Linked DNA regions of Homo sapiens: region 1 is linked to region 2. The links are chromatin loops, found by intact Hi-C in ENCODE. Cell type or tissue: HepG2. All regions are shown on one strand. Each heading gives the region's core, and the rest is flanking DNA. Links, peaks and the distances in the headings are about the cores only. Region 1 has its middle 72 kb from the start of NELL2. Region 2 overlaps TMEM117 (transmembrane protein 117).

The links. Peaks named below come from ENCODE experiments on the same cell type or tissue, not always from the same donor. Only the 100,000 strongest peaks of a DNase experiment are listed, where the experiment ranks them.
Region 1: a loop joins it to region 2, with 7 times the contacts of the local background. A loop is called at or near these places in 40 of 110 quality-filtered maps.

Annotation. Positions count from the first base shown.
Region 1 is chr12:44,940,325-44,955,803 of GRCh38, reverse strand. No RefSeq gene overlaps it. Among named protein-coding and RNA genes, the nearest start is that of NELL2, 72 kb to the right of the region's middle. RefSeq lists an enhancer at 6,956-7,155. In HepG2, for the core only: a CTCF peak has its summit at 6,903 (motif pointing right); a DNase peak (open chromatin) is centred at 6,933.
Region 2 is chr12:44,007,262-44,022,740 of GRCh38, reverse strand. The region is part of intron 3 of TMEM117 (transmembrane protein 117); the gene reads right to left. It also overlaps the pseudogene ZNF75BP. Among named protein-coding and RNA genes, the nearest start is that of TMEM117, 180 kb to the right of the region's middle. In HepG2, for the core only: a CTCF peak has its summit at 7,189 (motif pointing left); a DNase peak (open chromatin) is centred at 7,200.

The DNA of each region.
Region 1 (15,479 bases), core at 3,109-11,108, 930 kb before region 2:
GTAAGGAAGGGATCCAGTTTCAGCTTTCTACATATGGCTAGCCAGTTTTCCCAGCACCATTTATTAAATAGGGAATCCTTTCCCCATTGCTTGATTTTCTCAAGTTTGTCAAAGATCAGATAGTTGTAGATATGTGGCGTTATTTCTGAGGGCTCTGTTCTGTTCCATTGATCTATATCTCTGCTTTGGTACCAGTACCATGCTGTTTTGGTTACTGTAGCCTTGTAGCATAGTTTGAAGTCAGGTAGTGTGATGCCTCCAGCTTTGTTCTTTTGGCTTAGGATTGACTTGGCGATGCGGGCTCTTTTTTGGTTCCATATGAACTTTAAAGTAGTTTTTTCCAATTCTGTGAAGAAAGTCATTGGTAGCTTGATGGGGATGGCATTGAATCTGTAAATTACCTTGGACAGCATGGCCATTTTCACGATATTGATTCTTCCTACCCATGAGCATGGAATGTTCTTCCATTTGTTTGTATCCTCTTTTATTTCCTTGAGCAGTGGTTTGTAGTTCTCCTTGAAGAGGTCCTTCACATCCCTTGTAAGTTGGATTCCTAGGTATTTTATTCTCTTTGAAGCAATTGTGAATGGGAGTTCACTCATGATTTGGCTCTCTGTTTGTATGTTGTTGGTGTATGAGAATGCTTGTGATTTTTGTACATTGATTTTGTATCCTGAGACTTTGCTGAAGTTGCTTATCAGCTTAAGGAGATTTTGGGCTGAGACAATGGGGTTTTCTAGATATACAATCATGTCGTCTGCAAACAGGGACAATTTGACTTCCTCTTTTCCTAATTGAATGCCCTTTATTTCCTTCTCCTGCCTAATTGCCCTGGCCAGAACTTCCAACACTATGTTGAATAGGAGTGGTGAGAGAGGGCATCCCTGTCTTGTGCCAGTTTTCAAAGGGAATACTTCCAGTTTTTGCCCATTCAGTATGATATTGGCTGTGGGTGTGTCATAGATAGCTCTTATTATTTTGAAATACGTCCCATCAATACCTAATTTATTGAGAGTTTTTAGCATGAAGGGTTGTTGAATTTTGTCAAAGGCTTTTTCTGCATCTATTGAGATAATCATGTGGTTTTTGTCTTTGGCTCTGTTTATATGCTGGATTACATTTATTGATTTGCGTATATTGAACCAGCCTTGCATCCCAGGGATGAAGCCCACTTGATCATGGTGGATAAGCTTTTTGATGTGCTGCTGGATTCAGTTTGCCAGTATTTTATTGAGGATTTTTGCATCAATGTTCATCAAGGATATTGGTCTAAAATTCTCTTTTTTGGTTGTGTCTCTGCCTGGCTTTGGTATCAGAATGATGCTGGCCTCATAAAATGAGTTAGGGAGGATTCCCTCTTTTTCTATTGATTGGAATAGTTTCAGAAGGAATGGTACCAGTTCCTCCTTGTACCTCTGGTAGAATTCGGCTGTGAATCCATCTGGTCCTGGACTGTTTTTGGTTGGTAAACTATTGATTATTGCCACAATTTCAGCTCCTGTTATTGGTCTATTCAGAGATTCAACTTCTTCCTGGTTTAGTCTTGGGAGAGTGTATGTGTCGAGGAATTTATCCATTTCTTCTAGATTTTCTAGTTTATTTGCATAGAGGTGTTTGTAGTATTCTCTGATGGTAGTTTGTATTTCTGTGGGATCGGTGGTGATATCCCCTTTATCATTTTTTATTGTGTCTATTTGATTCTTCTCTCTTTTTTTCTTTATTACTCTTGCTAGCAGTCTATCAATTTTGTTGATCCTTTCAAAAAACCAGCTCCTGGATTCATTGATTTTTTGAAGGGTTTTTTGTGTCTCTATTTCCTTCAGTTCTGCTCTGATTTTAGTTATTTCTTGCCTTCTGCTAGCTTTTGAATGTGTTTGCCCTTGCTTTTCTAGTTCTTTTAATTGTGATGTTAGGGTGTCAATTTTGGATCTTTCCTGCTTTCTCTTGTGGGCATTTAGTGCTATAAATTTCCCTCTACACACTGCTTTGAATGTGTCCCAGAGATTCTGGTATGTTGTGTCTTTGTTCTCGTTGGTTTCAAAGAACATCTTTATTTCTGCCTTCATTTCGTTATGTACCCAGTAGTCATTCAGGAGCAGGTTGTTTAGTTTCCATGTAGTTGAGCGGTTTTGAGTGAGATTCTTAATCCTGAGTTCTAGTTTGATTGCACTGTGGTCTGAGAGATAGTTTGTTATAATTTCTGTTCTTTTACATTTGCTGAGGAGAGCTTTACTTCCAAGTATGTTGTCAATTTTGGAATAGGTGTGGTGTGGTGCTGAAAAAAATGTATATTCTGTTGATTTGGGGTGGAGAGTTCTGTAGACGTCTATTAGGTCCGCTTGGTGCAGAGCTGAGTTCAATTCCTGGGTATCCTTGTTGACTTTCTGTCTCGTTGATCTGTCTAATGTTGACAGTGGGGTGTTAAAGTCTCCCATTATTAATGTGTGGGAGTCTAAGTCTCTTTGTAGGTCACTCAGGACTTGCTTTATGAATCTGGGTGCTCCTGTATTGGGTGCATATATATTTAGGATAGTTAGCTCCTCTTGTTGAATTGATCCCTTTACCATTATGTAATGGCCTTCTTTGTCTCTTTTGATCTTTGTTGGTTTAAAGTCTGTTTTATCAGAGACTAGGATTGCAACCCCTGCCTTTTTTTGTTTTCCATTTGCTTGGTAGATCTTCCTCCATCCTTTTATTTTGAGCCTATGTGTGTCTCTGCCCGTGAGATGGGTTTCCTGAATACAGCACACTGATGGGTCTTGACTCTTTATCCAACTTGCCAGTCTGTGTCTTTTAACTGGAGCATTTAGTCCATTTACATTTAAAGTTAATATTGTTATGTGTGAATTTGATCCTGTCATTATGGTGTTAGCTGGTGATTTTGCTCGTTAGTTGATGCAGTTTCTTCCTAGTCTCGATGGTCTTTACATTTTGGCATGATTTTGCAGCGGCTGGTACCGGTTGTTCCTTTCCATGTTTAGCGCTTCCTTCAGGAGCTCTTTTAGGGCAGGCCTGGTGGTGACAAAATCTCTCAGCATTTGCTTGTCTGTAAAGGTTTTTATTTCTCCTTCACTTATGAAGCTTAGTTTGGCTGGATATGAAATTCTGGGTTGAAAATTCTTTTCTTTAAGAATGTTGAATATTGGCCCCCACTCTCTTCTGGCTTGTAGGGTTTCTGCCGAGAGATCCGCTGTTAGTCTGATGGGCTTCCCTTTGTGGGTAACCCGACCTTTCTCTCTGGCTGCCCTTAACATTTTTTCCTTCATTTCAACTTTGGTGAATCTGACAATTATGTGTCTTGGAGTTGCTCTTCTCGAGGAGTATCTTTGTGGCGTTCTCTGTATTTCCTGAATCTGAACGTTGGCCTGCCTTGCTAGATTGGGGAAGTTCTCCTGGATAATATCCTGCAGAGTGTTTTCCAACTTGGTTCCATTCTCCCTGTCACTTTCAGGTACACCAATCAGACGTAGATTTGGTCTTTTCACATAGTCCCATATTTCTTGGAGGCTTTGCTCATTTCTTTTTATTCTTTTTTCTCTAAACTTCCCTTCTCGCTTCATTTCATTCATTTCATCTTCCATTGCTGATACCCTTTCTTCCAGTTGATCGCATCAGCTCCTGAGGCTTCCGCATTCTTCACGTAGTTCTCGAGCCTTGGTTTTCAGCTCCATCAGCTCCTTTAAGCACTTCTCTGTATTGGTTATTCTAGTTATACATTCTTCTAAATTTTTTTCAAAGTTTTCAACTTCTTTGCATTTGGTTTGAATGTCCTCCCATAGCTCAGAGTAATTTGATCGTCTGAAGCCTTCTTCTCTCAGCTCGTCAAAGTCATTCTCCATCCAGCTTTGTTCCGTTGCTGGTGAGGAACTGCGTTCCTTTGGAGGAGGAGAGGCGCTCTGTGTTTTAGAGTTTCCAGTTTTTCTGTTCTGTTTTTTCCCCATCTTTGTGGTTTTATCTACTTTTGGTCTTTGATGATGGTGATGTACAGATGGGTTTTCGGTGTGGATGTCCTTTCTGTTTGTTAGTTTTCCTTCTAACAGACAGGACCCTCAGCTGCAGGTCTGTTGGAATACCCTGCCATGTGAGGTGTCAGTGTGCCCCTGCTGGGGGGTGCCTCCCAGTTAGGCTGCTCGGGGGTCAGGGGTCAGGGACCCACTTGAGGCAGTCTGCCTGTTCTCAGATCTCCAGCTGCGTGCTGGGAGAACCACTGCTCTCTTCAAAGCTGTCAGACAGGGACATTTCAGTCTGCAGAGGTTACTGCTGTCTTTTTGTTTGTCTGTGCCCTGCCCCCAGAGGTGGAGCCTACAGAGGCAGGCAGGCCTCCTTGAGCTATGGTGGGCTCCACCCAGTTCGAGCTTCCTGGCTGCTTCGTTTACCTAAGCAAGCCTGGGCAATGGCGGGCGCCCCTCCCCCAGCCTCGCTGCCGCCTTGCAGTTTGATCTCAGACTGCTGTGCTAGCAATCAGCGAGACTCCGTGGGCGTAGGACCCTCCGAGCCAGGTGTGGGATATAGTCTCGTGGTGCGCAGTTTTTTAAGCCGGTCTGAAAAGCGCAATATTCGGGTGGGAGTGACCCGATTTTCCAGATGCTGTCTGTCACCCCTTTCTTTGACTCGGAAAGGGAACTCCCTGACCCCTTGCGCTTCCCAGGTGAGGCAATGCCTCGCCCTGCTTGGGCTCGCGCACGGTGCGTGCACCCACTGGCCTGTGCCCACTGTCTGGCACTCCCTAGTGAGATGAACCCGGTACCTCAGATGGAAATGCAGAAATCACCCGTCTTCTGCGTCGCTCACGCTGGGAGCTGTAGACCGGAGCTGTTCCTATTCGGCCATCTTGGCTCCTCCTCCGACACATTTCTAATAAGGTCTGAATTCTGTTATGAACCGTTTAGTATTCCTTGCAATTCTTGGGCCACTAAATAATTCCCCCTTTCTTGCTATCTGGAGATACATACTCTTGGTTATGAGGCATTCCAGAGGAGAAAACAGATGGATCAGCTGAAATCCATCGTTATTACAGGAAAAAAACCCCAAGTGCACAACTCTAAGTATGTGTTCTCCTACGGAGAGACTAGACAAAAGCCACCACATTAGTTAAAAATTGTGCATTAACTACTTTTTAAATTAGAGGATGAAGAACTCTTTTTAGAGTCATTTCTGAGTATTTATGGGTTTTTTTCTTTGATGACAGTGTTAATTAACAGAAACTAACTAATGGAATTAACTGACCCTATTTCTATAGCCACATCCTCTGTTAGGAATCTGAGTGCTAGTTCAGTGACTCCAGACAATAACTCTAGCCCTTATATATTCTGATTAAAGGTGCAGTCATAACTATCAGCTCTTTTGAGAGATTTTGAGGAACAATCTGAGGCTAAGTTGTAATATTTGTGAGTGAGGCCTGGGGAAAATGTACTGTAATGAGACCTAAAGTTTAAAACCCAAGCTGAGGGTGTAATAGTTTAAATACAGGATGAAGTCAGTTCAAGGGACTAATGCAATGACGTGGGACAGAAGAAACTTCTTGGGGGCAGCATCAGGTGGGATTAGAATAATTAAATAGGGAGCTGTATGTATATGCTGTTGAGATGTTTAACAGATGGAGCCTGAGGAGCAGGACCAATACTACCAACAAAGACCAATACCAAGGGAAAGGGATACAGGGGTTAGTTAAGTAGGCTGGCCCCTCCAACTCTATCTGCTCCTCAGTCTGCTGATTCTGGCAACTGTAATTCTGGATGAGGCTCTCAACACCTTGAGGAACCAAAGGTACCAGACAGGCAGGTGAGAGCTCCATTTAGATATACTGGCTACACCTGGTAGGGGGTTAGATCGGGAGGCTATAGGCCTCCCTATAGGCTGATGTTCATGAGAACAATTAATATTTATGTCCAATACAAAATATAGCAGGTTTGGAAGCAGCAGAATCTTCTAGGGCATCATGTTTCACTACATAAGGCTGTTATTGATCTGTGGAGTCTGTGTAGCTATTGACAGAGATGTTAGATTTTACTAAAGGTAGCTGGGGACAGTAATGAATGATACCACCCAGAGTCCCAGATATTCCAATTGTATTAGGTTAAAAACTAAAAGTACAACTTCCTCTTTTGAATCCATTCTAATTTTAAAGTACCTTCTGATACCAAGTACTTTGCATTTTCCAGATGAGGAAACATAAGCTTACAGGGATTAAATATATGGCCTTAATCATCCTCTCATGCTAATAAATGGCAAATTGGATTTGAATACAAGTTGGTCTGATCCCAAAGCCTGTATATATTCTGTTTCCTCATTCTGATATGTAGCTTTCCTTCTTCAGGGAGACCTAGTTCTTTGGACATGCGTGAAAAACTAGAAATCTAGGTAGAAAGGTTATCAGCATACCAGGCATCAGTAACCCCGATGGCATCTTCATCTGGCTCCAAATATCTGAGGTCTGTTCCCTACATTAATAGTTTTTTTTGTTGTTGTTGTTTGTTTTTTGACAACGGAGTCTCGTTCTGTCGCCAGGCTGGAGTGCAGTGACAGGATCTCGGCTCGGCTCACTGCAACCTCTGCCTCCCGAGTTCAAGTGATTGTCCTGCCTCAGCCTCCCAAGTAGCTGGGACTAAAGGCACATGCCACCATGCTCAGCTAATTTTTGTATTTTTAGTAGAGACGGGGTTTCACCATGTGGGCCGGGATGGTCTCGATCTGTTGACCTCGTGATCCATCCGCCTCGGCCTTCCAAAGTGCTGGGATTACAGGCGTGAGCCGCCACTCCTGGCCCATTAATAGTCTTTTAGCGTCAGCATCCACTGCTGTTTGGTGTGTGCAGCCTGTAAACCTCAGAACATCCCTGGAGCCCTTTCCTTTCACGGCCTCCAGAGGGCAGCCTGCCGCAACGGTGCTCCCGATCCCCCTAGTGGTCACTAGGAAGCTCCAACCTTCACTCGGAGATCAACGTTCCCAGGAACATTCTCAAAGCCCCGCGGATGTTGCCCAGGGAAGCAAGGGTGTGTGACACCACCTAGAGTCGCCTTCATAGCTTCCCTTTAGGTGCTCCTGGGGAATGTCCATTAGCACCACCCCAACTCAAGATGACTTCTCAAACCTGCCAGTTGTACAGTGTTGGATACTACAGGGTAGATTCTGTCACTAAATTTCAGGAAGAATATAACAGGTATCTAGAGGATGTGGCAGCAAGTCCAAACTTTATTTTTGTACGTCCCTCAAAATGCACAGGGTGGCTTATTTAAATTATCTCCCAGAAGCAGCTCTGGATGTCTTATATTTCCCCAAGGTAAATATTTAAATAACTCTTGTAACAATCTTAAGTTACGTGGGATACTGTATTTGTAATTTTTCTGGGATCTATTTTTTTGTTCTATTTATACGGTATATTTAAATAACATTGGCAAACCCTATGCAGTCTAATGCAGGAATGCTATCAGCTTTTTTCGTGATTTAATATAATCATGATGACATATTACAGCAGTTATTTCCTTGTTATTCATATTTTTTTATTTTATTAATTATTATTTTTTTTGAAACGGAGTCTCACTCTGTCTCCCAGGCTGGAGTGCAGTGGCGTGATATCAGTTCACTGCAGCCTCTGCCTCCAGGGTTCAAGTGATTCTCCTGCCTCAGCCTCCCGAGTAGCCGAGATTACAGGCAGCCGCCACCATGCCTGGCTAATTTTTGTATTTTTAGTAGAGATGAGGTTTCACCATGTTGGCTAGTCTGCTCTCGAACTCCTGACCTCGGGTGATCCACCCACTTCAGCATCCCAAAGTGCTGGGATTATAGGCATGAGCCACTGTGCCCGGCCCCTTGTTATTAATTTAAATAACAACTGTAGATTAATTATTTTAAAATATAAATATGTGGCATCTGTATTGAAATATACAAATATTTTAACATGTATATTTTGGTTATTAAATATAGATACCAAGTATATATCTATTTCATAGCCTCTACTGGAGTTTATCAATATTGTTTTATTATTATATTTAAAATAGAGCAACATATTTTAAAAATAGTTGTTGCCTTAAAATAATTGCAATAGAAAAGACTTTGTCAATATGTCTTTATGGGAAAAGATCCAGATTTTAATAAAATAGGAAATAACCCTTTCATCAGACATATTCTATTGAACACCACTTAATTATAAACAAATCAAAGCAAATTTGATTTGTTGAGAAAATACTTACAGGGTAACTCAGTACAGTGTCAAGTGCTGTATAAAATGAAAATAGGAATATGACATGATTTCTATCCCCAAAGTTCTGGGGGATGAGTAAAGGCAAGTTCCTAAATAACTTTTAATGAAGACTTAACAGTTGAAATCCCATTATCTCAGCAAAACAAAAGCAAACTAACAATCTAATAAAAATGAGAAAATTACCAATTTAAATAATGTTGACAATACTGCCCATCATTCCTTTTAATGATTGCCTGGAGTGAGCATGACAATGGAGATGCGAACCTGTGGTTTCCTCAGTTTGTCTCTGTTCTGAAGTGCAAGTATATCCACTGAGCTGAGTGATTCTAGTTTTTAAAGATATACATATATGCATTTTTCATGTAAAGTGTACCCTAAAAGCAAGCCAACTACTTCACCTGGTGCTCAACCAAAGAAACAGGAATCTGTTCCAATGCTGGAGGAAAAACTGGCTGTGCCAAACCAACTTGCGGTCTCCAGGGGAGTGCCTGTCGAAGGACTTTTCCAGGGTAATTTTGATTATGTATGATTTTCTCGTTTCTGATTTTAGAATCTAAGAGGTTTGACTCTATTGTAAGATAAGTATTACCAGAGAAATACAAGCAGCTTAGAGGGGTTTGGTTGCCAGGTTAGGTAGTTTGACTTTAGTTTGCTATATGGTAGGAGGCTGCTAAAGGTTACTGAATAAGAAATGTCATAATACTGGGTTTTAGAATATTTATTTGGCAGTAATATCCTGGACAGACTGGATGGTGGAAAAACCAGAGGCAAAGAGGCAATTAAGAAGCCATTATAATATAATTGTAGGCGTGAAGAAGAGGGGATGATTATCAGACCTAGGGTGGAGATAGAAAAAGTTAACCATTCTAACTGACTAGAGTAGATTAAAAACAGAGGTTTTTAGTTTGGGTGACCATGAGATTGGTGGCTTCTTTAACCAGAATTAGAGAAATCAGGAGAATAACTGGTTTTGGTTAGGAAGATGAGTGTGATTTTTGTTGGAGTGTGAGGTGACTGACTGTAAGGCATCCAGGTGGAGATGCCTTTAGCAATGGGTTGGAACTGCAGGAAAGAATTCTCAAAATGTTAGGTTTTGAGGTACATTCTGTTTAGGAATGGCTCTTGAAATCATGAGAATAGACACTTGGCTAATAAAAGTCAGCCTTGTAGAAAGAAGGGAGGGAAAGTGCAAGTGTAGGTTCTTGGGGATTACTGGCCTTTGGAGCCTGGAGGAAGAAAAGAAGCCACTAAGTGACCAAAGAAAGAACATTCAGGAAAACTATTCAGGGCAAGAATATATTAAAAAGAGAGGTGTCATTGTGTTGCTAAAAGTTCAAGAATTATATGAAAAATAATGAACTAATTTTGGAGGTAGAAAGTAAAAGAACTTAATAGGAGAGTAAGATAAGAGATATTATTTTAAAGTGGACAGGAGTTAGATAATTTCAGGGAGAAGAGATAGCAAATGGTTTGAAACGTTACTGAAATTCCAAGGAGGGATGGAAACTGAGTTTAGAGAGCTGGGCATTTAAACCTGAGCTTAGGATATATGGCATATTAAGTAGTTTTTTTCTGGATTATAAACTTGTGCGAGACTAACACATGTGTAAAAATCATACACATTTAGTTACGTAGTTCATTCTGAATATGGTGAAAATAATAAAAGGATAGGAAATTGGGATTTTCTCATAAATGACAGGGATTTTAAACTTGTGCGAGACTAACACATGTGTAAAAATCATACACATTTAGTTACGTAGTTCATTCTGAATATGGTGAAAATAATAAAAGGATAGGAAATTGGGATTTTCTCATAAATGACTATGCAAATAGTCATTTGGTAACCTCCTAAGAGAGTGTGGGCTGAAGTCAGGTTCAATCCAAGATGTGATTTGGAGTTAAAAAAATATAGACTTTGCTTTCGAGAAGTTTAGTGATAAGAGCAAGGAGAGAGAAGGGTGTGGTTACAAGGCAGGAAAGACCTGGAAGATGGCTTAGACTAGCCTGATGGTCTCATTGCACCATCTGGATAATTTTTTAGTGAATCTTTTGTGTATTTTTTCAGCCTTTTTCTTTGCATGTGTTATTTTGAAATCACTTAATATGATACACATTTTGTAAATGTCCAGCTTAAGAAATGGAAAAGTGTCATACAGCATTTAATGCCATGTGAATATAGAAATATACAGAAACTACTTTTAATGCATAATCTGAGTGAAGAGTTTCCACAAGGGTTTAAATCAAATAAGATGGTTTCCATAACTCCTAAATAACTTCTAAAGTATCTTTAAGGTTACTGCTGCCTATGAAATACTGTGATTCTCCCTCCATACTCTAGACCCAGAAGTCTTTGAATTAGCGGAGTGGAAGATGTGGACCCTTCTATGGCAGAATATTTCTCATTATAGGATGATACTGCAGTACCACGCCTATCCTTTCCCGAGTGCCAACACTTTTTCTGTGAGAAAAGACTTTCTTACCTGAGTGATTTTTTCCTATTGGGTGCATTCAAGTATTTACAATACTTATTGGTAAAACAGAATTAGCTATAGCTTTTAGAGCATATTAGATTTAGCGAGACAAGAAACATAATCATTACCCTTTAGGAATCAAGGTAGCACAAAATGTGAGGAAAATGTTTTGGAAATATTTGCTTCAAACTAATCAGCTAATGTTAACAAAGCATTCTATTCTGAGAAGAGGAATTACAAATATAATAGTAGTACCTACCGCATGACAGTTTTTTAGAGTTAAAATTCATAACATCCATATCTCACAAGGCCTGGAGATAGAGCAGGTATAATCTTTTCATTGCCATATCCAGAAAATGTCTCATTTTTCTTCATCTTTCAAAATCCCTAGCTCATGGAGGCCCAGAATGTGGGACTTTCAGTGTTAAAACCAAGAAAGTTATCTGTAAATTGGGAAGAGTTGGAATATCTATTTGGAGCAAAGCCGCTGGACTATGCTTATCCTTCCATCCTGTAGTAATCTACAAAGCTCCTCATTTGGTGAAGATGTTAACACCTGACTTCTTTCTTTCTTTCCATGACTACCTTTGGTATATATACATATATATATAAAGTACATTCAATGGATTTTGTTTTAAGTCTCTTGACCTTTTCTTTTCTTTATTTCTTTTTTTTTTTTTTTTTTGATGGGGTCTCACTCTGTTGCCCAGGCTGGAGTGCAGTGGTGTGACCTTGGCTCACTGACACCCCCGTCTCCCAGGTTCAAGTGATTCTCCTGCCTCAGCCTCCCAAGTAGCTGGGATTACAGGTGTGGGCCACCATGCCTGTCTAATTTTTTGTATTTTTAGTAGGGGTGGGGTTTTACCATTTGGCCAGGTTGGTCTCGAACTTCTGACCTCAGGTGATGGGCCCGCCTTGGCCTCCCAGATTTTTGGGATTACAGGGGTGAGCCACCACGCATGGCCTTGTGACCTTTTCCATTACAATCTTTTCATGCCTCATCTCACCCCCTGACCTTAGCTGCCAATCATCATGGTAAAACTTTATACTATGTTGTTGTGAATAACTGTACCATACTCAAAATCTCATCTTCTAACATCCAGTCACCAAACACCCCTTCTTCTGTTTTCAGCTAACTGCCTCTATGACAATTGTGGACTACTCTGGGGCTTCTAATCCATTGACTATTACAATTTTTAGTTTCCACTACCCTCTTTTATCCTCACTTCCTCCTTGTCCAGCTTAGATTCCATTGTTTAATTACTTGTAAATGCCCTCAGCTTTTTTGCCTCACTCTCTGCCTTACTCAAATGGCAGAACATCAATACTGGTTAATCCCAAGCACTCACAGAAATGTCACATAGTTTAGTGATTAAGGTTGTGGGTTCTGGACCCACGCTCCTTGAATCCTGAGTCGAACATTTACTAGCCATGTGGCTTGAGTAAGTTTCTTCACTGCTCTGTGCCTCAGTTTCCTCATGTATACCTATCTAATGGAGTTGTTGCGGGCTCAAACGTATTAATATAAAGTAATATAAAAATGAAGTGTTTAGAATAGTGCTTGGCACTTAATAAACATTTAATAAATGTTTACCAAGCTTGCAGTTCATGGTTGGAGAGGAACATCTAACTTAGCTGAGGGATCTCTCTTAATTTTCATGACTGTGTCTCAAGTGGGCCCTTAGTGCCTCTCTGCAGTTGTCAACCACAGTTTCCATTTTCTCACTGAATTATTTTTTCCCTGTCTGAGGTTACTATGTTACACTTTTTCTTATCAAATTTCCAACTTGTATTCCTTGTTCTTCACTCTCTGCTGATGACTTTGCTTCTTATCTTGCTGAGCAAACAGAAGCAATCAGAAGATAATGATATTTTCCCACCACCTAGTCTCTCACATCTGAATATTTCTATTACAGAGGAAGGGTCTCTGTCCCCATGTTAAAAACAATCCCTTTACTTGTGCACTGGATTCCATCTCTTTTCACCTTCTCAAGAATTTGCTGACATAATTATCTCTGTTCTGTCTTGCATAATCACTATATCTCTCTTCTCCCTGCTGTAATGTGCTGTAATATTGATCAAGGGAGAATAGAACCCTCGTTCGCTTTTATGTCCCCTATAGCTACCGATTTATTGACCACCCTTTACAGCCAACCTTAATGTCTCCACGGTCTCAGCCCATATCCTCATGACAAATCGAATCAGGCTTCCACCTTGATGGGATTCACCTTTGAATCTTTAAATATTGACTTTTAAGTAACAGAATGTTCCAGAGCTCAGTCCTTGGCTCTCTTGGGTTTGCTGAAATGACTGGAATTACTAAAATCAGGAGAAGTTAATTTCATAGGTTTAATAAGAGGCAATTAGAACTGTTGAGAAAAAGGGAAAAAGCATTATTTATAAGAAGGGGGAAAACATTTATGATCATTTTTATGCCAAATACTACTTTATATCAGATAATTTAATGCAAGCAATTCACTTATGATAAATTCAGTTCCACAGTATTTTGGGGACTGGCAGTGGTGGAAAGGAGATGGAGAGACTCAAAGAAAAAGAAGAAGAGGTCATGACAACATGGTTCTGAAACTGGTCAGGTTATTATCCTAATTTAAATATGGAAAATCAAGAGCTAAATCAATACAAGAACTAGAACCAGAATTCTTGGTGGTTCCAGGTCTTCTGTTAAGTTATTTGCCTCCCATATTGATATACAGTAAAGAATAAAGTGCGGCTAAATTATACATTTAAAAGGTATTCAAGTGGAAAATTGCTGGAAAGGGTAATAAAATAACAACCACAAAAATACAATTTTCCTTGGCATTTTCAACTTAATTACCTCAGAGCTGCTCAGATTTTCAGCCAGTCATTACTAGGATTTTTGCATTGGTACAATTAGATTTTCTTCTTGGAAACCCATTTTTGATGAAGAACAAACTGGAATATAGATGGATCATTATGTTTTATTATTAAAATTTCAAAGCTTACACTTTGAGAAAACTCATGATATTAAAATACCATAATAAAGTCGCTTAACCACCTTAGAGGTTTTTCTATATAACATCATGATTTGAGCATACTTTGTCTATTTAGATTTGAGTTTTGGTGAATATTGTAAAGGTTAGAAGTTTGGATATGCAGTTTATACTAAACCACTCTAAAAATATAGTGCTAATAATGATAGCTACTTTATTTTGAGCAACTACATACAATTAACTATTTATATCGGCTATAACTTTTATCCCTTACAATGACTTGATGAAGTGGTTTTATCATCCTTCACAGGAAGAAACCAAGATTCAAAGATATTTAATAATTTTTCCTTGGAAATTAGAAACATGCTCACATTCCTCTTACCTCCAAAGGAAAAGGAAAAGGAAACCGTTAAGTGTCAGATACTACTCCTGGATCTTTTGTGTAACTATCTTGTTTAATCCAAAGTAGGAGCTAAGAAATAGATTGTAATACAAGCTTTATAAGAAGCACTTTGTATTCCATGAGTACAAGTCTGAATGGCATTTTAAATTAGAGAGACTTGCAGTATGTTATAGTGACTTCCCCCATTTCAGCATCGCATTTTGTATGTGATACTTGAATCCTTGACCCTACAGAGAACTAAAAGAATTATTTCACATCAAGCTTTTTCCTCTTATCTAGTGACTGCTGAAACATTTCTTCTTTCCAAACCAGTTTATAAAACTGTTGGTCCTCACCTAAAAATAGAGTTGCTGTGAATTAGATTCTTGATCTGTATACATATGGCACAATCATATGAAATAGTTTTTTCCTGGCATACATTTCCTTTTTCAGCATTTAAGCACACAGCAAGTATAGGACATTTTGAACTTTTTATTTAACATTGATTTCTTTAGAGAGCTTTACATCCATTTGTTGTTTAAAAGTTGGTATTTTTGTTTCTTTTTGCAGCCAAACACTTTGATAATATTTTGAGGTAAATGCCTGAAGATGTCCAAAAAAAGTAAAAGTCATAACAGAAATTGGATTTCAAATGGTTCTTTGTTAAGAAATGACTTATAACAAATTCTCTCTCTGTGTTTGCTACTAACTATTCCACAATCAAGTGTTAATGTTTTAGGTAAAAAATAAAGTCAAGGGAGGGGTGTGAGTGGGAGCTAACGGTTGAGAGAGGGCCGAGCATGGTGACTCATACCTGTAATCCCAGCACTTTGGGAGGTCGAGGCAGGGGGATCACTTGAGGTCAGGAGTTCGACAACAGCCTGGCCAACATGGTGAAAGCCTGTCTCTACTAAAAATACAAAAAATAGCCAGGCGTGGTGGTGCGTGCCTGTAATCACAGCTACTCGGGAGGCTGAAGCAGGAGAATCACTTGAACCTGGGAGGCGGAGTTTGCGGCGAGCCAAAATCGCACCATTGCACTCCAGCCTGGGCAACAGAGTAAGGCCCTGTCTCAAAAGACAAACAAACAAACAAACAAGCAAGTTGAGAGGTCAGAAGCAAAGAGGAGAGAATTGAAAACAAATGCACCACACTGGGAGATTTAAGTCATCTTTGTGGGAAATTTTAATTTTTCTCCCTTTATTCTTTTTTGTTCTCTACCATGTTAGCAAGCTGCCTCTTTAGATTTTTATTTAAAGAAAGATTTTTTTTTAGAAAAAAAATCACACCAAGTTTCCACCTACAAATAAAAACATAGATATAAGATGGAGATAATTTTTCTTTTATCTGTTGCCCTTGTTTGATCAGGATATTTTATAAAAATAGATCCAGGACTGAAAAACTGCAAAACGAGAGCTTTGTAAGTGACAACCTTAGAAATAAATCAGTAACCC
Region 2 (15,479 bases), core at 2,640-10,639:
GAAACTTTTATTGCTGAGTGTTATCCCTTCCTAATATTTCACACTTTTCACATCAATACAAAATTACTGCCTAAAGACTTGATGGCTTTTTTAAAACTGAATATCACCCCCTCCTCAACATCATCCTTCTTTATTATGCTCACATTCCTCATGACACCTGTAAATGCTTTAGATGACACTTGTACTTCATTTTACTATTGAAGCACACACATAATATGCATGTCTATGCATTAGAAACATTTAAAGGAGACATCTTTTCATTCTTAGAGTAACCACATGAATGAGGTAGTATTGTTATCCTCATTTGACGGTTAAAACAACAAGTTCAAAAAGGTTCCCCTTTGGACGCCCAAGTCATGAGGCCAGAATTTCAAAGGAGAGTTCACTCTCTTAATTACACTGTTTTAATTACATTGTTTTACAGCCTTTCTGTCACCTTTGTATTGTAGTTTGGTCAATAAAAATAATTATAGGTAGTATCATCATTATTTTACAGCTCAGAGAGGCTAAATGGCTTGTCTAAGTTCACACAGCTAATGAGTAATCAAGGCTCAAACTCAAGGCTTCTGACTTTAAGTCCTTTAGTGTTTCACTAAATAATGTTGTCTTTAATGTTCACATAAAAACAGGAACCAAATTACAATTTCATACTATGAAGGAACAATTTTTAATGCATCCTTCATGTAGATTTATTTTCTTCATGCCAAGGCAGAAACAAACCTACCTGGCTTATTATTTTTAAATAACATACTCATAGATATATATTACACATATGTGGTAAGTTCAAGGATTTGGGGGTTGACCACAGAAAAGGCAAGACCCCAAGAGGCACTACCACAGAGCATGCTTTATTGCAACTTATGGTTGCATGAGAGAGGAAGTTCCTCCCAGCAAGAGTACTTCCAGAGACAGTGGCAGGTGGTCACTACTCAGAAGGAGAATAGGGCAAGGGATCTCCAGGGGAGGAGAACTTGGAGAGGTGGCTTACATGCCTATGTTAGGGCATTCAGCAGCAAACTATTTGGGTTAGAGGGATCAAAGGGCAGCAGGGTTTCATGTCTTTATTGCTGGAGTTTGTCTTATCTGTGGTTAGCAGATGCTGGGTGCAGATTCACAAGCTATGTAAAACAGGCAAGCTCTAAGTGTCTAAAAATATGCTTATTTGGGCTATATTTAAAGCAACTGGATGTGTAAGAATTTGAGTTTGGTTCTAGCTAACCACCCTAGCCTGCTATGAAGAAGTAAACAACGCAGAGGCCAAATCAAGCTAATACACCAGGGCCTTCTTTAGCCCGTTCTATAACACTATACACAGGAACATGGATGAGGCTGGAGGCTATTATCCTTAGAAAACTAATGCAGAAACAGAAAGCCAGATCGCACGTTCTCACTTACAAGTGGGAACTAAATAATAAGAACTTATGAACAGAAAGAAGGAAACAGCAGACACTAACTAGGTTCTATTTGAGGGTGGAGGATGGGAGGAGAAAGAGGAGCAGAAAAGATAACTATTTGGTACTGGGCTTAATACCTGGGTGATGAAATAATCTGTACAACAAACCCCCGTGACATGAGTTTACCTATGTAACAACCCATCACATGTACCCCCGATCCTAAAATAAGTTTATTTACGTATATACACACACAAATCTCTCAACTACTGACTGAATTTCAGGTAATCTGTGAGACAGTGAAAAACAATAGTTAAATCCATGAGTTTTCCTCCTCTTTATATTTTTAACAAACTACTTCATTACCCTGATTTCACACTACAAGCAGAAAGAAATAAATGCCTGGGTTTTGCAAGCCCTATAGTTATTATCATCAAACTCAGCTAGCACCACAAATCATGGTATATGTTATTTGCTTAACCAACTGATGTATAAACTGGATCTTGGATTTTGCCATTTCTATGTATTGTAGCCTCTATTCTGTCTTTAGCATGTTCTCCAAATGACGTGTAGATTGTGGGCTGAGTTCTGGCTGCTAGCTATTTCTGGCAAACTGTTGACTCCTTAAAATATGTATAAAATACCCTATCAAGAACTACAGAATGTTTATGGAATCATTGAAATTTACATAAAAAATCCCTAGCCCTAGGTTTAAATCAGCATTCATAGCCTTAGTGCATGCCCAAAGTTTTCAACATATTTGCTTAAATACTCACATAAAACTTTAGGGTTAAAAGGCACAAATGATAATGTTAGGGAAGTCCTTTAAATTCGTAGATCAGAATAAATGATGTCCCAGGGACACAAAAGTAGATGACAGTAACAATACACGAGAAGTCAGGAATCTTGGCTCAAACTGAGTTCTTGAACTATGCCATGCTACCACTTTATAAATCCTTCACAGTTGGTCTTTGACCAAGAGAATACATCGAAGGTGGATAGTAAGAGGCATAACCACTGCCCCATGTAGTACTTTTAGAATGCTGACCCTTGTCAGATAGGGCTCCATATAGTAAAAAAGACATAAAATAACTGTGAGGGAATAATGATCCACTGACAACAATATCTGGATACTGCTAACACAGACCATATTATTTTCATTGAAAGAGTTATTTCTTTTATTAAAGATATCATAGACCTGATCATTGAATTTGACCAAAAAACCTGGGATTTTTTAATCCTGGTTTGTTCTGAATTTAAAATTTATTTTTAATATGCACAATTATTAGAAATTTCTAAGAAAACACCATTACTGACTAAACCATTCCCTATGCTACACAGAGGTAGTAGGAGGAAGAATGTCTATTTGCTGAGTGTTTTTAACAACCAGATTCTATTACAAAATATGAACAAACAGACCTTTCATTCTGTTTAAAAGAGCTTTTTTCTCAAATTGGGGATTGTCATATGTGGAATGAGGAAAAATCAAAGAAGTTTGGGGGGATTCATTACTCACGTTCATAGAGCCTTTATTAGAATGCTTCCAAAACTTTCTAGAGACAGAATTCCATCTTTTGATAATTAAGAATAAAAGGAAGGACTTCCACATATCTATGTAATATTAAAGGCACCAACTGCATAGTTTATAATCTACACATATTTACACTGATTAATGAACCTGCCAACTAGAATAAATGAAAATTAATCAGAAATTACATTTATGAAATAACATTACATAAAACTTGAAATAATGAGCACATTAAACTTATTTGCCTAAATGTCTTTATCCAGAAGAAGAAGAAAGAGGAAGATGAGGAGGAAGAGGAGAGAAATGTATAGAGAAGAGAGCCCCAGATCAGGAAGCTAAAGATCTGAAACCTGGTCCTACTTCCAGTGCTTATTAATGGTGCAGATTTGAATGAGCCAGTACCCTCCTGAAGCCTCTGTTTCTCCCTCTGCCACTCTGTCAGGGCTGCTGTAAGTGAGCGTTTCTGTGAAACTACAATGGGTCTCCTGGGGAGTGAGAATTGACTGTGACTAGTCTTTTCAGGGAAGTGCGCAACCTGCTCTACAGGACTTGCCTGAGATGGTCTTTGTCTCAGGATTTTGTGTGCATCATATCCTGGGAAAATGATGGTCTGGTCACACTAGATGGCTGCCATTCATCATAAAGCCCCACCCCAGACAACATTCTTTCATACAAAAACACAACTAAACAAGCAAAAAACTCTATAGGCAATTTGAATACATAAATCTCCTCCTTCCCTGGCCTCTGCCCAGAGCTGAGAACCACTGACTTAGGTGAAGTCCACTTAGGGTTGAGTGCAGCTACAAGAGTAGAGTTAATCGGCTGGGCACAGTGGCTCATGCCTGTAATCCCAACACTTTGAGAGGCTGAGGCAGGCGGATCAAGACCATCCTGGCCAACACGGTGAAACCCCATCTCTACTAAAAATACAAACATTAGCTAGGTGTGGTGGTGTGTGCCTGTAATTCCAGCTACTCGGGAGGCTGAGGCAGGAGAATTGCTTTAACCTGGGAAGCGGAGGTTGCAGTGAGCCAAGATTGCGCCACTGCACTCCAGACTGGCGACAGAGCAAGACTTCTTCTAAAAAAAAAAAAAAGAAAGAAAAAGAAAAAAAGAAAAATAAAAACAGTAGAGTTAATTATCAAGAGTACTTTCTGGATAAAATATTGATAAGGTCCTAGGAGTTGCTTAAGACATACTATGTGGTTTAAGGAATTCATAATAGCAGAAGTCTCCATTTATGTAACAACCAATGGAATAAACAGTGCAAAAAGTTAGTTTCATAATCTAAGAAATGTACCATTTTTATTAAAACAATTGTCTCTAAATTACTTTGGCCATTTCTAATTAAAATTACTTCAAATGTGTTTCATCTAATATAGTGTAGAGATTTTACATGTTTTTATTGCATGCTTAGAACACTTGCAAATTCAGTAGGTCTAAAATATAATTTTGACCTTTCCTTAAAGCATACATATCATTATCAAATCATCTGAAAGAAAATCTGAAGCATAAAAAAGGAGAAAAAAATGAATTTTTGAACGAAAGAGTCCTTTTTTCATTCAATCAGCAAAAATTCACTTTTGCCTTTTGTAACCATTTTGGAAATCTAGTTGACTAACTAGAGTTAGTTCAATTCTCCACATTTTTATGTTTCTTATCTAATTTCAAGACAAAGGCAGAAAAAGGTTGTGTCTGGGCACAGCTGCAACACACAGCATGAAATGAACCCCAGCAGAGTGGCCTAGTCACCAAGAGCAGCCAGCACATACCAAATTGGGAGTGATCAATGCATGATGTACCAACTAGAGAGTCTAATTAAATAACAGTGGTTAATTACTAATTAGTATGTGACTTATGTAGACAGAAGTACTTAGACTTGTCAGATGTTAAAAAGAACATTGAAAAAAATCAAAACTCTGTCATTTCAATGATCTATTTAAAAATGATGCATTAGAGGTTTTTTCTGCTATCATTTGCCTAGCCAAAACACACATTGAAGAACCTGTTTTCTCTTTCTAAAACAGATGTCCTTATTCTATTTAAATAATAACATTACCTTTGATGTCATGAAAGACTATAAAGCCTAAAATGTTATAATATTTTGAAGTGGTGGAGAGGGTAACATAGTGTCTAATATCCATTTAAACACCAGTATATTTGAAATATATCATTATTAATCAGCTGGATATATTTTGTTCTTACTTCTTACATGCTTATCAAGTGCATACTTAGAAAGCCCTGGTTTCAACTAAAAACCCCTCTAAGTTAGCCAACCCAGTGACAAGCACTCAGAATACACAAATCTATTTTCCAAGTGATTCATGGTCCCTAGTCTTTGGGGTAAGAGGAGGGCCAGCAGATCCTTGCTTTTAGAAATCATATAAGATTTCTTTCCACAACTGTGAGACTTGGTGGGTTTGGGGTTTTTCCTTTTTTGGCATCTATAGAAAAAAATACCATCTGTCTCATCACCAAAAAAAAAAAAAAAAAAAGGAAAGAAAGAAAAGGAAAAGCTTGATATGGCATAGTGATGCCAACCTTTACTTTCAATTATTTATCACCTAAAACACACACACACACACACAGAAGGCTTCATAAATAATGCTTTCTCCTTTTGTGAAAAGTGTAGGTGGAAATACTACATGTATCCTGCTAAATGAGCAGATCAGATTGATGCTCATCTTTACTAAACATTATTTTTTCACAACCTCACCAAAAATCAAAGTAATCATACCTTTCCCATCTCCTTGGTGATAGTGACACATTTGCCACCTTAAAACAAAAACCCATAAACAAAAGATAACACTCTAAAATCCATGACACATTTGCCTGAAAGGAGGCTTAAGGATGGAGGGACTATTATATAATTTATCAATTTATATCTGTGGCCAGAATAACACTCATCAGAATAATCAAGGATACTTAATTAAAATGCACTTTTCTGAGTCCCACCTAACACCTCACAGAATCTGTATTTTTGGCAGGCACCCAGGTGATACTGATGCAACCTAAATTATAAAGGTGGTTTGTGGGGCTCAGGGTACTCTCCCAATACTTTGCATCATCCACAAACCTTCAGGCACTCTGTTCACCATTGACCTCTGCCTACATTCCCATTAGCTCGTAAAAGATGAAAGAAAACTGTGACTTTGTATTTCCACTAAAGAATAAAGGGAAGTGTGGCAAGAAATCAGGGCAAATTAACTGTCAAGTCATGTATTGTTTCCCATCTAGTTTAAAACACTCATTGATTGAAATGTAGACTTACGTAGTGAAAGCCCTAGAGAAAAAAAATTAAATAATCCCAAAACAGTAATTAAGTTAGACGGAAGAAAGCTGAAGAAAGAAAGAGGAAAGGGGAACCATTCCTAGGGCAGGTGGGACACAGGGAGAAAGGGAGACTCTGCTGTGGCCATAGGGATGGTCCCGTTTCCACCTGGGAGGTGAACTGAGTGAATTCCCAAAGTTAGGTCTGCAAGCAAACAGTGCTAAATTACCCTTGCTAGCTTGGAACTAGGAGGAATGGCTTCACCCAGAGGCTGGGACTGGCTGGATATCTGGATGCCTTTAAAGAAAAGGGAAAGAAGCCAAACATGCCACTGAACAGCACCAGGAGGAGAAGCAGCAGTAGTGAGAGGTAGTGGACATAAGAACAAAGCAGCCAGGTGGGGTTCAGGGGAGGCAGAACCGTATGAACCCCACTCCACTAAAAACTGAAGGGAGTTGGGAGGAGGGGGTAGTGCTATCAATCCATTCAACGGGGGTGACCCACAGATTAACAGTTTATTCCTGGGTATTTTGTTTTATTCTTGTTTTTGAGACACAGAGATTGCAACTCTGTAATATTTCCAAGCTAGTGGGTTTTTGTAATTAAGCCAGTTCACACCAAAATAAAACTCTCTACATCAAAATTTTCTTAAATCCCATTATATCTAAATGAGTTGTATAGTCTTATTTGTTGTTTGGTAAATCCCATTATATCTCAATGAGGTGTATAATATTTGTTTTTGTTATTGTTGCTTCCCTTCACATAACAAACAAATCTGTGTCATATATATATTTAACAGACTATTAGAGGTCAACTTGGGAAATTGTTATACTACTACTTATTTTATTGTTTCTATTAGGAAAATACACTCTGAATCCTGAATTCCGAAGAGTTAATTTATAAGCACATTTTTGGACCAGTACATGTCGGTAATTGAGGACTTCCTGTACAACTAAATTCTGGCAAGTTCTAGCTCCTATAGGTATCTTTGCTACAAATGCTTATCCACAGTGCCCTCTAGCGATTTTAATTCTCATTTCAACATGGACAAAAAAAAATTTGAGCAAAAGCTTTTCCATCTTATGAGATGAACATATGCATGTAAGTCTCAGAATCATACAATCCAAAAATTTTAAGTCCAAAAAATACCAAGAAATCTTATTTGAGTATATTATAGATATATATATTCAAAAATCACTGATCACCATGACACAAAAGAAATATGTTCTTCATGGAATCGATAAATAAAAGCCTTCCTGGGTTTTGTTCTTTTTCAGTTAAGAATATCAATATGGATACAATGACTGACTTAAGACTTCTAATTTAAATTTTCTTTTTCACTTATTTTTTTAAGTCCAGCATCCCCTCTTTTAGATGATACACTGTTCTTGGACAGATCTTGTAGACAGTACGAGTAATAACAGCCAAAGAGGAAAAAAATTTCCTATGGTAACTACATCATCTGTGTCTCAAATCTCTGAGTTATATATTATTACTGTAGCCACCATTTTTTTTTTCTGAACCAAGTTTGCTAAGGTTTTTCAGGTGCCTCTCAACAAATAAAATCTCCTAAGTGAGGCCAATCATAGAAATTACAGCAGGCTTGTGCTGTTCTCAGGCTAGATGCAAGGTAGTGTGCCTTAAAGCTTAATTAAATGATATTATTTTCACATACCGATCACAGTATTTCACAGAACATAGAAAAAAAACGGTACAACAAATAGAGGCTATAAGGAAAGATCAGAGTAAGGAGAACAAAGAAAATGAAGGAAGAAAGAAAGAAAAGTGTCAACATAAAAGCACAACACCAAGGGGAAAAAATAGCAGTAACCAACAGATGGGAGATACCAGTGTTCATTTTCCTTGCTACATCTAGGTGATTAACCATATAGTACAAGAGAGTACACCACCTGTGGAATTGGGTAGTGTAACGTATCTTTTGATTATGCATAGATCTACTTATACTTAACAAATAATAGGAGGTTAGGAAGTTTGGAATAAAACAATGCAGTGGTTTTCAAAGTGTTATCCCAGATTTAGGAGCATCAGCATCACCTGGGAACATGTTAGAAATTCTCAGGACATACCCCAGCTATTTCTACCTCGGGCTCATATCCTCTCTGGAAGCAGACACTTCATGTTAGGTTATGAGAAACTCAGCTCCTCAGGCACCTGGCCTACAGTCATCAGCTTCATCTTTCAATCTCATCTTATCCCCCTCATCCTAACCCCAAGGCCTCATCAGGTCTGCTGAGGGAGCATGTCCATACCACCCTCAGTGACAAAGATAAAATGATTCTGTTATTCTCTGCACCACAGTGGGGTGACTGGAACTCTGCAAGGTTGCCATGGCCCGTCTACCTGCAATGGCCTATCTACCTAGAGCCAGTTCAGCTCTATTGCTTTTGTGCTGTGGGGGACAGGGGGACTTCTGAATACGGCTTCCCACTGCCCAGGCTTCACCGTGAAAAGGACACAAGTCTTTCCTTCTCTAGTCCACAGTTGTATCTGAGGTGTCTATTGTTCTCCCTATGCCCCTCCCCTGAAAGTTTGTTAGGTTTCAAACCCTTTTTCAACTTCCAGTATCCACTCCAACATGTCAGGAGTTTAGAAGTTGCCACTCCATCCTAACAGCAAGCAAACAGCTGAGTGATCTGAAAAATCAACAACTCTTCTTAGATCTGTCAGTGAAGTGAAGTCTTAGGGCAAACCCTACACCACAAATTGGAGAGACAGACAGGCAAATACAGAGAATCACAACTTACCAAAGGAGGAATTCATGAGCAGAAACCTCTTCAGGAACCAATGCTGAGGTACATAAATCTGAGCTGCAATTGATAAACTGATGGAGGCTCGGTGTGGACAAGTCTGAGAGCTAAAACCTCCAGGGAACCCAGCCACGGAGGACCCTCACCCTTCTGTGAGTCTTATCTCCAGGCCCTCACAGCGACTATCAGAGAAAAATTCCCCTGTACTTTCAGCAGTGGGGAAGGAAGAGGAACCATTTGAAATATGAAAGAAAGGATATTCTGTTCTTTGCAAGGCCTGCCCTCCAGACCCTAACCTCTTGGAATTTTATCAGAGCCTAACCTACCTGGGGGAAGGGAAATACCTAACTCCAGACCACCCTAGCCATCATATCCAGCCTAAGTTGGGGAAAAACTGTGAAGCACTGGTGAAGTTCAGAGCCCAGGGCCACAAGCTCATTAAAAGTCTGAGACCTAGACTGGGCGCGGTGACTTACACCTGTAATCCCAGCGCTTTGGGAGGCTGCAGGCTGATCACTTGACCTCAGGAGTTCGAGACCAACCTGGGCAACATGGCGAAACCCCATCTCTACAAAAAATACAAACATTAGCTAGGGTGTGGTGGTGTGAGCCTGTAGACCCAGCTACTTTGGAGGCTGAGGCGGAAGGATCGCTTAAGGCTGGGAGGTTAAGGCAGCGGCAGCAAGCCCTGTTCACGCCATTACTGGACATGAGCTTGGGTGACAAAGTGAGACCCTGTCTAAAAAAAAAAAAAGCAAGAAAGAAAGAGAAAAAAGAAAAAAAGTGTGATACCTAATCAGAGGAGTACAAAAGACTTCCCCTCCCCCCACACCCTACCACTGCATCACTGAAGGCCTATTTAGTGCACTTCTTTCTACCCAGTACATCATGTCCTCCTTTCAACAAGAAATTACAAGGAAAACAATTATAAAGCAAAAACCCCAGTTTGAAAAAACTGAACTGGTATCAGAACCAGAGTCCCATATGCCAGGAATGTTGGAATTGTCAGACCAGGAATGTTTAAAAACTATCGTTAATATGCTAAGGGCTTTTATCGAAAAAAATAACTTGCAAGAACAGATGGATAACATAAGCAGAAAGATGAAATTCTAAGAAAGGATTTTTTTTAAATGCTACAGATCAAAACAAGTGGATCAGAAATGAAGAATGCTTTTGATGGGCTCATTAATAGATTGGACATGACTGAGGAAAAAAATATCGGAACTTTTATTTTTGAGAATATGTCAATAGAAATCTCCAAAACTAAAAAGCAAAGAGGAAAAAAAAAGAAAATAAAAAGGAATATATAAGAACCGTGGGTTAACCATGAAAGGTATAACTGTGTAATGGGAATATCAGAAAAAGAAGCAACAGAAAAAAAAAAAACAAAAACAGAAACAATATTTGAAGCAACAATGACTGAGAATTTTTCCAAATTAATGTTAGACAACAAACCACAGCTCCACGATGCTCACAGAACACCAGGCAGAACAAGTACCAAAAAAAGCACATAACACCTGGGCAAATTGTATTCAAACTGCAGAAAATCAAAGATAAGGAAAAAAATCTTAAAAGAAAACCAGAGGGAAAAAAACACCTTACATATAAAGGAAAAAAGATAAGAAATATATCCAACTTCCCCTCAGAAACCACGCAATAAAAAGAGACTGGGGTGAAATACAGTGTCCCCCTTATCCATGGTTTTGCTTTCCACGATTTCAGTTGCCCTCTGTCAACAGTGGTCTGAAAATATTAAATGAAAAATTCTACAAATAAATAATTCATAAGTTTTAAACTATGCACCATTCTAAGTAGTGTGAAGAAATCTCACACCATCCCATTCCATCCCTCCTGGGAAGTGAATCATCTCTTTGTCCAGTGTATATATGTTTATATGCTATAAATGTATATAGTCACTTAATAGTCTTCTCACTTATCAGAGAACAGACAACAAAACGAAGTTTGGTATAACACCATAAGATATTCTGAGAGAGAAACTATGTTTACATAACTTTTATTACAGTATATTGTTGTAATTATTCTATTTCATTAATATTATTAATATCTTACTATGCCTAACTTATAAAATAAACTTGGTCATACATATGTATGTATGTATGTATAGTAAGGAATATAGTTATATTACTCTATTTTCATGCTGCTGATAAAGGCATACTCAAGACTAGGATGAAAAAGAGGTTTAATTAAGTTACAATTCCACATGGCTGGGGAGGCCTCACAATCATGACGGAAGGCAAGGAGAAGCAAGTCACGTCTTACATGGATGGGAGCAGGCAAACAGAGAGAGCTTGTGCAGGAGACCTCCTCTTTATCAAACCATCAGATCTCATGACATTTATTCACTATCACAGGAGCAGCAACAGAAAGACCTCCATGTATGATTCAATTACTTCCACTTGGAATGAGAATTGTGGGAGTTACAATTCAAGATGAGATTTGAGTGGGACACAGCCAAACCATAACAATAGTATATACAGGGCTTGGTACTATCCTCAGTTTCAAGCATCCGCTAGAAGTCTTAGAATGTATCCCCTACAGATAGGAGGGACTATTGTAATAAAGGGTTGAGAGAAAGGAACTCTTTTTTCTAGAAAAAAACCTAGAATTCTGTACCCTCTGAAATTATTCTTCAAAAGTGAAAGAAAAATAAAGACTTTCTTAAGCAAGAAAAAAATGAGAAAATTTGTTGCTAGTAGACCTATCTTGCAGGAAATGTTAGAAAAAAGTTCTTCAGAGACAAGGGAAATGATATAGGTCAAAACTTCCAATCTTCATGAAGGAGAGCATTGTGAAGGAACAAATGAAGGTAAAATAAAGACTTTTGTTTCTGTTATTCTTAATTGCTCTGACAATTTGTTCAAAATAACAAGAGCAAAAATGTATCTGATTATGTATGCTCATGTGTATATGTTTAGATACAGTTTTGTATAAGTAAAATGAATGATAGCAATTATACAAGGGATGAGAGGGAGGAATTAGGAGTATCTTATTATAAGGTACATGCACTACCCATCAAGTGGTACAGTGTTATTGGAAAAGGGACTTGGATTACTTATAAATGTATATTGTAAACTCTAGGACAAACACCTAAAAAGGTAAGAAAACAAGCATGGTAATATTCTAAGGAGAGAATATAAAATCATATAAAATAATTTAAACCACAAAAGGCAGCAAAAGTGTGGAACACAAAAACAGAAGCAAAGAACAAGCGCAATAAAGAGAAAATAGACAGACGTCGACCGAGGAATAGTGAATCTGGGTAAGGTCTCTGGGAGGTGGAGGGATAGAATGGGAAAACTGGTCTTCCAGGGCCCCTTCCAAGGCTCCGAAAATCTTGGAGCTTCACTTGCCAGGCATAGTGCGCTTTCCTGACACCGCTTCCCCATGTGGCGCAGGAACAGAGCTTCAATACCCAGAGCAGCAGGGAGACATGGCAACAGAGGGTAGTCAAGCTGAGAAAGAGGAAAGTGGCCTCCAGGGAAGCCAGAGCTTACTGAAGTGCTCTTAGGAAGATCTACTCATTGATATTGTACCAAACCTGATGCACCCTCATTTGTCAGAGGTGGCCCCAGGTGGGTGTCAGTGTCACACACAGGGTTAAAACTGTTCCTAGAGCAAACAATGATGAGAGAGCTGAAGGCAGATGCATACTTGAACCCCCAGATGGGGGCTATGTGGGAGACTAATGGGTCTGTGAGAGAGAACTCCAGTCCCAGTAAGAAGTACACCACATAAATAGAGTATCTCGGCCTGAGGGCACTCACAGGCACTTCCAGACCTTCTGATACGATGAAGCAACTGGAACGCCAGAGGCTATCAGCCTACTTCAGAAATTATGCTATCAGTGATTGAGGCCAGAGATCCACCCAAAAGAGTAGATCTTGGAAATATTGATGTTAGAGCAGTTCCTGACCATTTTGCACAAGGATACCCAGAACTGGGTGCAGAAGCATCATCCACAGAATGTCAAAACAGGCTCTGGTCTTGGTGAAACGCTTGCAGAGAGAACCTGGTCAAACAAAGAATAAGGTCACAGCCCATGAGCTGGGAGAGAAGGCAGTGCTCCTGGGAGGAACAGCAGTGACCCCAGACTTCAAGTATAAACCAGCGGAGCCCTAACCAAAGCGAGTGTTCCAGAAGGAATGTTGGAATATATACTGGGTACTACAAGAACAGCTAGGCTGGAATACTCACAAAGAAACCCAGCCTGTATATGAAAGAGTCTTGTATGCTCAACAGGTTTTAGCCTGTGCTGAGCAGAAAAGCACCAAAGACTGGAAGATGGCATCTCAGCTCATCCTGCCTGAGTCCCAGAGTTTGCTGACATTTGAAGAAGTGGTTGTGTATTTTTCTGAGGAAGAATGTCAATTATTGCATCCTCCTGAGAAGACTTTATGATGTTGTAATGCAGAGTATCTGTGAAGCTGTCATCTCTCTAGGGTTAAAGCTAAAATATGACACTGGAAATGATCATCCTGTATCGGTTTCTGCATCAGAAATACAAATGCTAGGATGCAAAATATCAAAACAGACCAGAATGAAATTGTCCAGAAAACAACAGGCAGGGAAAATCATGGTGATATACACAAGGTACAGAAACAGCACTGAGCTTTTCCAAGGAAGTAAAGAAACTTGCCACTTGTAAACAAGAGCTTCCAAAACTTATGTGTCTTCATGGGAAACACCACACAGGAGAGAAACCTTTTAAATGTCAGGAATGTGGGAAAAGCTTCAGTTAGCTCTGATCTTATTAAGTACCAGAGAATTCACACTAAACAGAAGACCTATAAGCGTCACCAATGTGACACAAGGTTTAGATGGAGTTCAGATCTTAATACGCACTACATGACACATCAAAGAGTAAAACCATATAGATGCTCATGGTGCGGGAAATGCTTTAGTCATGACACAAATCTACACACATACCAAATAATTCATATGGGAGAGAAGTCCTTTAAATGTCATGAATGTGGAAAAAGATTCATTCAGAACTTCCACCTTATTAAACACCAGAGAACCCACACAGGTGAACTGCCTTATACTTGTATCATATGCAGAAGAAACTTTAGTAGGTGGTTGAACCGTCTTAGACACCAGAAAAGCCACAGAAGAAGGAAGGCATGTTTAATGTCGCTAAACTGAGAGTTACCACATAGAGCTTCACCTTAGAAGTGATGAAAGAATACAAAATTATGAGGCACTCGATGATAGCAATCTGTCATCAACAGAACATTTGGGAGGGATAGATCTTACGCTTCAGAAAAAGGAATCTAAGCTGTCTTATTCAGCATTTCATCTTCAGTGCCTAGCACAAGACTTATACATAACGAGTATCTTATAAACAAAAAAAATGAAAGTATAGCTATGAGATATCTTTACCTATCTATCTATATGTATGTATCTGGTTATTCGAAGCTTCCCCAGCCCCAGTCATCTAAATTCTTCCAGTATCAGGTGTTTGACAGATATATAACAGTCAAGACTCATTCTTTATTCTTTGTCAGGAGAGAGGGAAAGTAAGAGTATTTGGGCCCTCTCAAGGGAGCTCACAGAGAATTACTAAGTTAGAAACAGTATTAACAGCTATCATTCAATCTGGGAGGCAGTCTTGGTCCTCATCCAGGTATCTGTTTCTTTGTAGGAAGCACAGATAAGTGGTGAATGGTCTTTTTCTGACTTTCATTATGTAGACTGGATGGAGGCTTTCAAACTGGTGCCATACTGCTGCAGGGCCTAAGGGGAGGCCTGTATTTATGGCTGATCAGCTACAACTCTATTAGTCCATTTTCATGCTGGTGATAGAGACATAACCGAGACTGGGTAATTTATATGGGAAAAAGGGTTTAGTGGACTTACAGTTCCACGTGGCTGGGGAGGCCTCACAATCATGGCAGAAGACAAGGTGGAGCAAGTCATGACTTACATGGATGGCAGTAGACAAAAAGAGAGAGCTTATGCAGGGGAACTCCTCTTTACAAAACCATCAGATCTCATGAGACTTATTCACTATCACGAGAACAGCACCAGAAATACTAGCCCCCATGATTCAATTACCTCCCACTGGGTCCCTCCCACTACACATGGGAATTGTAGGAGTTACAATTCAAGATGAGATTTGGGTGGGGACACAGCCAAACCATATCAATACTATTTAGAGGGCTTAGTACTATCCTCAGTTTCAGGCATGCACTAGAAGTCTTAGAATGTATCCCCTATGGATAGGAGGGACCATTGTAATGAAGGGTTGAGAGAAAGAAACTCACTTTTTTTCTTGAAAAAAGCTAGAATTCTGTGTCTTGTGAAATTATTTTTCAAAAGCGAAAGAGAAATAAAGACTTTCTTAGGCAAGAAAAAAAAAGAGGAAATTTATTGCCAGTAGACCTATATTGCAAGAAATGTTAGAAAAAAGTTTTTCAGAGACAAGGGAAATGATACAGGTCAGAAACTCTGATCTTCATAAAGAAAAAAGGAGCATCATCAAGAAATAAATGAACATAAAA